Regions from separate parts of the Homo sapiens genome. Here region 1 is linked to region 2. A link is a contact called in ENCODE Hi-C or POLR2A ChIA-PET data. All regions are on one chromosome and are shown on one strand. The core of a region is the stretch at or near the end of the contact, and the rest is flanking DNA. Distances in the headings are between cores, read along the strand shown.

The links. A loop is a pair of places that touch in the nucleus more often than their neighbours do. ChIA-PET counts read pairs that join two places held with the same protein, here RNA polymerase II (POLR2A). Pooled maps may share reads with other maps.
Region 1: a loop to region 2 is called in a map of B cell, with 8 times the contacts of the local background. The contact joins the promoter of PTPN7 here to the promoter of IPO9-AS1 in region 2. A Hi-C loop is called at or near these places in 1 of 168 maps with a recorded cell type or tissue (B cell), 1 of 37 single-sample maps with no recorded cell type and 8 of 50 pooled maps. POLR2A ChIA-PET finds 5 or more read pairs at or near these places in 5 of 52 experiments (HEK293T, Panc1, activated CD4-positive, alpha-beta T cell and 2 more).

The regions. Positions count from the first base shown.
Region 1 is chr1:202,159,352-202,164,727 of GRCh38, forward strand. PTPN7 (protein tyrosine phosphatase non-receptor type 7) reads right to left here and starts at 1,251. Exons shown (of 10, transcript NM_002832.4): 1 at 1,194-1,251; 2 at 1-103. The coding sequence starts at 51. RefSeq lists enhancers at 1-11, 112-201, 462-541, 4,072-4,740, 5,320-5,376.
Region 2 is chr1:201,827,062-201,832,430 of GRCh38, forward strand. IPO9-AS1 (IPO9 antisense RNA 1) reads right to left here and starts at 2,498. Exons shown (of 3, transcript NR_046696.1): 1 at 1,890-2,498. IPO9 (importin 9) reads left to right here and starts at 2,096. Exons shown (of 24, transcript NM_018085.5): 1 at 2,096-2,311. The coding sequence starts at 2,149. RefSeq lists enhancers at 695-1,209, 1,210-1,723, 1,880-2,174, 2,186-2,395 and a silencer at 1,896-2,135.

The DNA of each region.
Region 1 (5,376 bases), core at 1-2,500, 330 kb after region 2:
AGACAAGGTCAACGGCTGTGCTCTGGAGCGCCCCCCATGGGCTTGGACCATGCTGAGGTGGGGTGCTGGGCCCAGGGGAGGCTCACTCAGCCATGAGGTCTGCCTGAAAGACAGGGCCCTCCGCTGCTGTTCTCTGGCCTGCCTGATTGGCCAGAAGGAGGCTCCCATGCCAGGCCAGGTTTGCACTCTGTTTTCACTGGGGCGTCTTCTGTTCCCCAAGAGGTGGCCTCATTTTCACTAAGGGAAGGACAGGATCTATTTGGTGGGACCCAGGGCAGAAGGCAGTCTCGGGGTAGAGTAACGGCAAGATAAAGGGTAGAGATTGTGGATGAAGATAGGAAAGAATCCAGAAGGAGGAAAAGAGAGAGGGGAGAGAGGCCACACACCAGAGTACACAGGGCTCTGAGCAGGTCCAAGTGGGAGAAGGCAAGGGAGGAAACAGAAAATATGTGTTCTCTAGGACGGAAGGGAGAAAGCACGCAGAAGCCATCTCTGAGCTAACCAGTGGGCCTTCCCCTGAACAGAGAATGGAGGCCTCCAGCAGTGTTGGAGCTGGTTGGGCAGCCAGGCAGGCGGGCTCCTGGACCCCAGCAGGGTCCTCTCCTAACTGCTGCTGTTCCACTCCCAGGTCTGTTTCTGGCTTCTGGGGTCTCTGTCCAGGGAGGTAGGCTGGAGGTGTTTCCTTCCTCCTCCTGCCCATCCCCCCGTCTCCCGCCTCTGTAACCGTCACAGGAAATGGCCTCACCAAGCCCTTGAACGACAGCGCATGGTGAGGCGACAGCTGGGGGCAAGACAGGAGGCATGGAGGTGGTGGGACCATCTCCTCTTGGGGGCAGTCCCTATCTCCCAGAGCCAGGGTCACAGTGGGCGAGGTGGCGGGGGTGTTGAATCACCAAGGCAGCAGGGACGGAGGTGAGGGGACAGAATGGGCCTGGCACAGGTGTGAGTGGTAGAGCGAGGGTCTCTGGTAGCAGAAAAGGTCCCTTCAGCCTCTGCTCTCCTTGTAGCTCCCTGTGGCTTCCCTGCTCACCCCCGTCTTGGGGACATCAGGTCTGTGAGCACCCATACCCCAGCCAGGCACTGTGGCGCCCCACTCGCCCTCCCGCACTCCCTCCTAGAGATGCCCTCTTATATCCCCGGAGTTCGCACCCCCCGGGGCCACAGGACTCCCAGTCCCCCCTTCAGATACTTACTGAAGCAGCTGTGGCCCCCAGGCTGCCTCTTGCCAGCTGTCTGTCTGTCTGTCGGTCTGTCTTTGAGGGCTGAGAAGGCTCCAGGAAGCCAGCTTCCTCCCTCCGCCCCTCCTTGCTGCCACCCACGCACACCCCAGCTGCATTCTGCCCTCCTGTGCCTGCTGCCGCTGCCACCAGGGGTCGGCTGCCTCCCGCCTGTGCCCTTCTGGGGCCCAAGGCCCCGTTCCCTGGGAATGGGTGAGGGGCCAGGCCTTCCCGACCATCCTGCTTTCCCCAGCTTCCAGACCCTCTCCCCTCTTCTGTGTTTCTCCTCTGGGTCTTTGTCACATCCAGCCGCTGCCTACTTGCTGGGCACAGCTCGCCTGACCCCCAGCTCTGTGCTGTCCCACAAAGAACCCAAGGCTCTCCTGCTCAACCTGACCTTGGCCGGAGGCTTATTTCTCCTTCTCTGCTTCTGCCCCACAGCCCTCTCCCTCAAGGCCCTCTCCCTCAAGGCCCTCTCCCTCAAAGCCCTTGCTGCTTCAAGCCTTGGGAATTCATGGCCAAGCACAGACCACATCTTCCCAGAGCAGATGTGGCACAGACTCGGGGTGGGGAAAAAGAAGAAGCAAGAATCCATGCCTCACAATGTGAAGGAAAGGGCCGGGGCCAGGCCAAAAAGGTCGTCTCCACGCCTGTGCCACGGCCCAGCTCTCCACAGCCCACGGCCTGAGTGTAGGCCAGCCCAGCAGGAAGCAGATAGCAGAGTCCACTTGTGGGAGGGAGTCCGAGGGGCTTCCCCTGGGCCCTCAGCCCCCTGCAGGCCTCCTCCCAGAACCCTGACATCTACTTAGAAGACTTACAGACAGTGGACAGTCTCTGGCCCTCACACCAGGGGACTCCCATGTCCTCTTCGCTGCTGGGGTGCCTGGATGCCTGGGACCTGAAGGGTGGCCCCCAAGTCCAAGACTCCTCTGCCCACTGCCCCTGCCTGACCTTGGCAGGCTCCTTGCGGGCCAGCAGCCCAGCCGGTTCATGCTCGCTGCACGCCTCCTTTTACCTTGTAACATTTCAAACGCCCTTCCCTTCCCGGCCCCCAACATGCACAATCCACGTCCTCTTTCTTCCTCCCACTTCCCTGATTCAGCTGTCAAATGGTGACAGCAAAAAAGAAATGAGGTACCCTAGGCACAGGGGGTAGGCATGCCGGAGGGGGTGGTCGGGAGGGGGCTGGCCTTCTGCTGGCCCCTTGAGGAGGAGGGTTGAGACGAAGAACAAGAACAGCCCCCAGAGGCTCAGAAGGCCTCCCAGCACCCGCCCTTGCTCTTGGCAGTGGGGACAGGGGCTGGCTCTTTTTTGAGCCCCTCCATGGCCAGCTGATCCTGGCACCTCCTTCCCTGCAGCCTGCGTTCCTCTCCGGAGTGGGTGGGTTTCCCTGAGGAGGAGGCCGATTAGGGCTGGGAAAGGGGTTGGTTCCCGTGCTCAGGACAGACTGGAGGGAAGCAGGAACCTGGGAATCCCTAACATGCTTGCGAGCAGTGACCTGGAGACTGGCCTCTGCCTCACCCCCCACACCAGTCAGTGTTTCCACTGGTGGGTAGTGGGGGCCCTGGGGACACAGGAGGGGGCAGGTGGGGGTTGGAAAGAGGGCCCGGCTCTGAGCCTATGCTGATTGTTATCAAGAACAGGAAGCTAGGACACCACAGGGGTGGGAGGAGGAAGCGGCAAAGCCCTCCCCACACAGGTCTGCCTGGTCCCCCCAAGTTTCCAGGGTCTGAGCCCTGTTGGCTGTGAGCCCACCCCTTTCCCCCACAGACTGAGGCCTAGCAGTGGCTGGACAGTTGGAAGCTGAGCTTCACAGCAAGGAAGCTGGGAGCCAGGCGATGGGGAAGATAGTTGGGGTTGGGGGTGGGGGTAGTGGCTGAGCATTAGGCAAGACCTCTCAAAGATCCCCTGTTCCCTCTGGGTGGATGTGGGGTAGAGGGGACAGTCACTCCTTGGCTCCTGCCCACTCCTTCTTCCCCTGTGCTTAGGGATACCTGGACATCCATGGAGGTGTGTGGCCAGAGCTCATGAGGGCTGAGGATGCCAACTGCAACCTCAGATGGCACAAGACATGCGTCATCGCCCTGCACCTCCCCCTCCCCAGCCTGGCCTGGTGACTTGGGACGCCCCTCTCTGCCCTCTCTGGAGTGGACTCTGTCCCATCCGGGCTGTTGGAAGGCTCCTGGGCGTGACTCCCTCTCCCCTCCAGAACCTTCCCACCCCTGGGGCCAAAAGGTCACAGCAGCTCTCAAACTTCCATCACTCGAATCGATTTGTGTTCCTGGGTTGAGATTTAGGTTCTAGCCACCCTCGACTCCAGAGAAAGTATAGTAATAGTTGGAAATCAGAAAGATCTATGCATAATGAGTCTAAACGTAGCTTATTAACTGTGTGACCTTGGGCAAATTGCTGAGTCTCAGGCTCCTCCTCAGCTTCCTCCCTCCACTGGGGGATGATCATAGCACCTCCCTTGTCAGCCCATGGTGTGCTTTGCTCACGGAGGAGAGGTTGGGAGTCAGCAGCCAGAGGACCGAGGAGCTGGGAGGAGCTGGCTGGGGAAGTGGGTCTGGGAGCAGCACAGGGTGAGGAGGTCATGGCTGCCGGGTCTCACCTCTCACCAGCCTCCCTCTTCCTCCTCACTGCTGACTTTCTCCCTGAACCCGGGCTGCCGGGGCACTTCCAGCCGAGCACTGAGGAAGTGCAGGAAGGAGTCACTCCCAGGGGTCTCCCAGCATCCCGGGTGGGACAGAGTCCACTCCAGGGAGGACAAAGAGGGGTGTCCCAAGCCACCAGGCCAGGCTGGGGAGGGACTGGTGCAGGGCATGATGCATCTTGAGAGTCAGCCTTGTCCCATCTGAGGCTGTGGTGGGTGCCCTCAGCCCTCCCAAGCTCTGGCCACACACGTCTTGACTCTCTTGTTTTCCCCTCTAGTGATTCCCAGTTCCAGGGCTGTGAGCCGCAGCTCCCTGCCCCAAGTGTCAGAAGCGCCCCCCTCCCTAGCCCAGGCCCGGGGAAAGGCGGACATTACATCTGGAATTCCCAGAAGTCGTTGCTCTTTGCCAGCCCCTAGGGAGTAGGGAGCTCCTTGCTGGGGAGCAGTTGGCCCCCAGAGGCAAAGGCTGCCACCTTTTAACAATCCAAGGGGAGGATCCTGGGGAGAGAGTCAGCTGCCTGGGGCCAGGACTGCTGGGTCCTGCACACTCCAGCTGCTCTGCCCCCTTCCTAGCTGCCCTCCTCGGCTCCTCTCTGGAGAAGCACTAGGATCTCGGGTGGCTGTTCCTCCATCCTTCCCACCCCCAAAACCCTAGGCCAGCCTGAGCTGGCTTGTTCTGCCCCAACTTTGTAGGCCCTGGCTTGTTCCTGTTTGTGTCGGGGAGACAGAAACACCAAGAACTGGATCTGGGAAGCCTCATCCCACAGGAAGCAGGGAGACAGCAGGGGAGACAGGGTGAGTGGGGCAGGGAAGTGCTGTTAAGGGCATGGGATAAGTCCAGGCTGACCAGAGTGACAACTGCACCCCTGTCTCAAAGCTTCAACCCTGTGCCGGGCCAGCTAGGGACCTCCTGCTACCTTTTGGATGAAGGGGAACATCCCATACCCTTTACCCCTGGCTGAGAGGACCAGTAATCCAGCCCTGCTTGGCACTGGGATGCCAGGGCCAGCCTGCCAGGAGGTCCAGGAAAGTGCCTGGTTCTTTGCCCGATGCTGGAACTCAGGACCCTGGCAGGAAGGTTTTAGGATAGAAGAGTCCCTCCCTCTCTCCCAAGCCCAGAGCCAGCCAAATGGACATCTATTCTACAATGTGGCCTTTTCTTCCCAGGGGCTCCCGTCTCCCTCCCGCTCTGTGTTGTCCCCGGACACCCACTCATACATCCATCCAGACAGGTGTGTACACCCTCATGGCCCACGTTTGCACAAATGCACATGCACAGTGTCAATCCACACATGACCAGCCCCTCCCCTGCTCTCCCATGGCCTGGTCAGGGGGACCTAGGCCTTCCCCCACTCCCTGGCCACCTTCCCCATAGTATAGGCAGCAGGGGGAGTGGGCGACTTGGCTGTCCTGAGCCACCCTGCCCCTCTGCTGCCCGGTGATTATCTTCCTCCAGTGTGGGGGCTGCCCAAGGCCAGGCTTCAGGCTGTGGGAGAGCAGGGAGGG
Region 2 (5,369 bases), core at 1,248-3,747:
ATTTGCCTAACCCAGAAGTAACCTGAAACCCTAAGCTAGAGTCTCCTGACTCCCATGGTTGGGGGTGGGAGGAACCCCTGCTCGCACATTATGGACATAGAATCCTTCACCGGATCTCAAAACATCCAGCCCAAACATCAAGGCTCCGGAGTCCTCCATCTGGGTTGCTGCAGTGTTTGAAAACATACCACCCTCTTGACTTTGCTAAATTTTCTTCTTGGGGTAAAAGTGAACTGACCTATTAGAAGCTGTTGTAATCAAGTTCAACTTCTTTTGGCCACTTCAAGAAAGTAAATAGGCTTACTATTCCCCATTGCAAAATTGAAGGGTCCAAGAAGCAATCTTTTCCCTATGAAATTGTAGTAACATAACTCATCTCTGCCCTCTTAACATGGGAGGTGACAAGTGTGTTGAGAACTCTCTTCAAGCCAGTTGCAGTGGGTGTACCTGTAGTTCTAGCTACTCTGGATGCTGAGGTGGGAGGATCACCTGTCCAGCCTGGGCAACATAGCAAGACCCCCCCAACTCAAAAATAAATAATTGAGAAAGCTTTCTTTTGAAGTAATCTTCTGATGAGATGACTTAATCCCTGATTGTTACCAGTCCAGCATCCACAGTCTTGGAAGTGACCTAGGATTTGGTAACTCGTTTCCTTTGCCATGTGAGAATGAACTCACTTGATAAGGGTTCCTGGGAACCATTTTGAAGGCACATAACCTGAACAGCTCACTAAAAAATACCTGTTTCTGTTTGCTCTAGAACCTCCCATTCCAACAACATTCTATCCTTTCTGCCACTACATGCTTGCCACTCTGCCCTGCATTTTTTTTAATTTTTATTTTTTTTTATAGACAGAGTCTGTATATCTTGCCCAGACTGGAATGCAGTAGCTATTCATAGGTGTGATGACAGCACACTACAGCCTGGAACTCCTGGGCTCAAGTGATCCTCCTGCCTTGGCTTACATCTTGCTTTTTCTTCTTTTTCTGAGACAAGATGTCACTCTGTCGCCCAGGCTGGAGTGCAATGGCGCAATCACTGCTCACTGCAGCCTCCTCCTCCTGGGCTCAAGTGATCTTCCCACCTCCACCTCCCGAACAGCCGGGACTACAGGGCGTACGCCACCACGCCTGGGCAATTTTTGTATTTTTTTGTAGAGACGAAGTCTCGCTATGTTGCCCAGGCTGTTCTCGAAATCCTGGGCTCAAGCGATCCTCCTGCCTCGGCCTCCCAAAGTGCTAGGATTAGAGGCGTGAGCCACTGCGCCTCGCCACACCCTGCATTTTTAACACCTCACTGGAGCGCTCATCCTCTCCACCTGCTCCGCTATTCAGGAGCGGCTCTGCACCGTAGGCCATTTCCCACGACCAGCTGCTGACAACCATATCATCAAACTGCTCTTGTTCTCGCACCCCTTAAATGTCCAGCCATAATTTCTCAGGGAAAAAAATTTATACATTTTCAACAAATAGGATTCATTCTCAAATAGTCACATACAACACTCACTCTGGAAGAAACTCCCTTTCACATGCCGGTGTCTCCCCTGCCCAGCCACTTCCCAGCTTTGAGGTTGGGCTCATCTAGGCTGGAAAACCAAGGGACTGGGCCGTGGTTTTCCCACTTCCACTTCCCAGTTTGCTTTAGTTTATTTTCCCCCCTCTTTGGATTCCTGAGGCTAAGATGAAGAGAGTCACTTGAGCCAACTTTTTTTCAGTGTTTGGGGGGAAAAGAATGTGGTTTAAAATAGGGGCTATTTGTGACCCAGACCTCTCTCCTTAAAGCCCTCTACATCTATTCCCATCCCGCCTCCTCTCTCCTAACACCTGAAAGATGCATGAATATAAAGTCATATATCATGAACTTTATTCCAAATGAGATTGCTAACTTACTGTGCAACTTTAGGAAAGCCCCTTAACCTGTCTGGGGCTCAGTTTTCACACAAATCCAGAGATCCTTGCAGAGAAAGGTGCAGTTCTCGTTCAGGCAGCAGGAGGCGCTGTCTCTGGAGGCTTAGATTCATTCCCCGCCCTCCGCCCGCTCCCGCCCGCCTCTGGTGCGCAGGCGCGGCTTCGCGGATTGGCCGCGCGCGGGGGCCGTCATTCGGTGGCGGGTCCCGGCCGCGGGGCTGGCGGGCTGAGGGGAGAAAAGATGGCGGCGGCGGCGGCAGCTGGTGCGGCCTCCGGGCTGCCGGGTCCAGTGGCACAAGGATTAAAGGAAGCGTTAGTGGATACGCTCACCGGGATCCTATCCCCAGTACAGGAGGTGCGGGCGGCTGCTGAAGAACAGATTAAGGTGCTGGAGGTGACGGAGGGTGAGTGAGGCGGGACCGTCACGAGGATGGCTCAGCCGCACAATCCGCTGACCGCAGCTCCGTACCGGCTGGGGACATGGGGAGCCTGAGCCAGTTGGAGATGTGGGCGCCGAGAAGTGGAGCAGGAAGCGAGAGATTGATGTCGCTGGTGGTTGTGAAAGTCCGAGAGAGGAGAGGCGCGCCTGAAGGATAGGGTCGGGGGAGGTGGAGCCTGGGAGTGGGGGAGGGAGGGTGGAGACTTGAAAAGATAGATGGAGCCTAGAATCTGCAGGGGACGGAGATGGAGCTAGACTTGGTGCTGTTGGAGGAAGTAGCGCGGTCGGGGAAATATTTTTTGAGTCCAGGACCAAAGTCTTTCGCTGTTCTCTTCACCAGCTGGATTGTACTGGGATAAGAGTAGGGGGAGCTATTAGTAGGAGTGGTGAAGGGTAGGGCCTCGAAAAGGCGGCTATCAAAGCTTAATAGATGTCATCAAACAAGTTTCTGCCTCTGAGTTATAAACCTAGCTAGTTGTTTGTACTCTTCGTGTTTTCCCAGAAATTAAATGCATATGCGATTGCTTCACTGTCCTGACCATACTTAACGTTTATTTTAAAAATAATTTGCCCTTATTAAATACCTTTGTGCATTTCTGTTTGGAGGAACTGATCATCCTTTGTTTTTGATTCTTTGTCTCCGTCCTCTATTGTGTGCTTTAAAGTGATGGAGAAGAAAATAAACCATTGGTTCGAGATTTTCTATCAATTTCCTGCCGCGTGAGCCTTTCACCGGGTCCAGTGTAGCTACCACAAAGAACAATTTAATCCAGAAACAGGAGGAGAAATCTTCTTGGTCTTTGTGTAAGAAATATATCTGGTCAGAGCTTCACTGGAACTCCAAATCCTCAGAATCTCCCAACTCAGGAATATTTCCACCACCACTTAAATACTTCATCAGAGATATGGGAAATTGTCCCATCACACACCCATCATATTCAAAACCTTCAGTTAGCTCTCCTACTGGACGTATTTCTATTGAAAAGAATTTAGAACAAATCTCTCTTAAATTTAGTTTACATTCTTTCACAGTATGAAAGAGCTGTTGAAAACAAATTTTCTTCTGTTGGAAATATGTTAAGATTTGGGATCTAACAGGCTAAGGACCATTTTGAAGGCCCACTTGTAATTGTCATTGTTTTATAAAATATCAGATCTATACAGGAGAAACCACTGGTTAGGAGAAAGCTGTTTGAGAACCATGTATAAACTAATCTAAAGGAATTTTTAGCGGCTTCTAAATAAAATTCGTTTATGCACATTAATGTCTGTCCCCCTTGAGTATGAGGAAGGAAGAGTGACAAAGCAAAGGAACCTCATCACATTCAAGTTGTCACCTGAATAAAACTTGAGAGTCTGGTGCAAATTCATCTTAACTAAACCTTCCCTGAGTGGTACCCAGTGCTCCTGGTGCTCCAAATGCATGTCTGGCACCTTTGTATGAAAGGTGGACCTTGACTTGTATTTAAACTGTCTTACAACAACTCCACTTTTGCTCTGATCTTTTCAACTTTAGCCAAATGCCATGGTCTCATCTGGGCAAAGTCAATTATAAAGTTCTCGAGGTCTTTTTTGAAACTCTGATTCCTCACTTTATTCATCTTTTTTTTCTTGAGACTGGGTCTCGCTCTATCGTGTAGACTTTGGAGCAGTGATGCCATCATGGCTCACTGCAGCCTCAAACTTTTGGACTCAAGCGATCCTCCCACCTAGGCCTCCCAAAGTGCTGGGATTACAGGCCTCAGCCACCACACCTGGCATCTTTTTGAGCCTTTAAGTGAAAAATTAAATTTCAGAAGTACAGAATTTTGATCTAAGTCACTGATGAGAAATAGATCGACTGCCCCCCGACCCCCATAACTTACTGGTAATGTGCTGTTGGGCAGACTATGAGAATGAAAAGTATGGAAAGGCATCGATGCAGTGACCTGATATTGGTGATCTAGTAATAGAGCATATGACTCAGGTTTTGGATTTGGTTAGAGGGTTGGATCAGTCTCTGGAGTTTAGTGCAATGCTTCGGACCCTTTGGAGGCTGCTTGTGTCTTTTAAGTAGTCTGGCTCCTTAATGTCTATCAAAAAAACTATAGAGATTTACCCCCTTCTGTACCTGTTTTAAGGTGGAGAATGGCGGTCCATTCCCTCAGATGCGGTCTGCTTTCTTCCTCTTGTGGCCTTTAACAAGTTATCTTTGACATTGGGTTCAGAGTACCTCCCACCTTAAACTCTGTCTGAATCTCTCAGATGTTTTCTGAACATGGTGCAATATAGTAGCTGCTTCTTTACCAGCCTCAACCCTTCTTTACATGAAAACATAGAACCCAGCTTTCCAGCCGGGATTTAGCCAACTATCTGGCCTGATGAAACTGGCAGGACATGGTTCCTCCTATTAGAATGCCCTACAGAGCAAGATGAGCCATTCTTGCAAACTACTTTCCACTTCTTTGGTGTTGCTTCACATTTTAGTGTTTTTTGCTTTTGTTGTTGTTGTTGTTGTTGTTGTTGTTGTTTTGAGACAGAGTCTCAGTCTGTCGCCCAGGCTGGAGTGCAGTGGTGCGATCTCGGCTCACTGCAACCTCCGCCTCCTGGGTTCAAGCAATTCTCCTGCCTCAGCCTCCCGAGTAGCTGGGATTACAGGCACCTGCCACCATGCCTGGCTAATTTTTGTATTTTTAGTAGAGACGAGGTTTCACCATGTTGGCCAGGTTGTCTCGAACTCCTGACCTCAGGTGATCCACCCGCCTCGGCCTCCCAAAGTGCTGGGATTACAGCCGTGAGCCACTGCACCCAGCCCACATTTTAGTTTTACCCTGGTAGAAGGAACCTTGTTTTCTGATTCTAGGAAACACTTTTTTTTTTTTTGAGACCGAGTCTCACTCTGTGGTCCAGGGCCCAGGCTGGAGTGCAGTGGCATGATCTCAGCTCACTGCAACCTCCACCTCCCAGGTTCAAGCAATTCTCGTGCCTCAGCCTCCCAAGTAGTTGGGATTACAGGCATGCACCACCATGCCTGGCTAATTTTT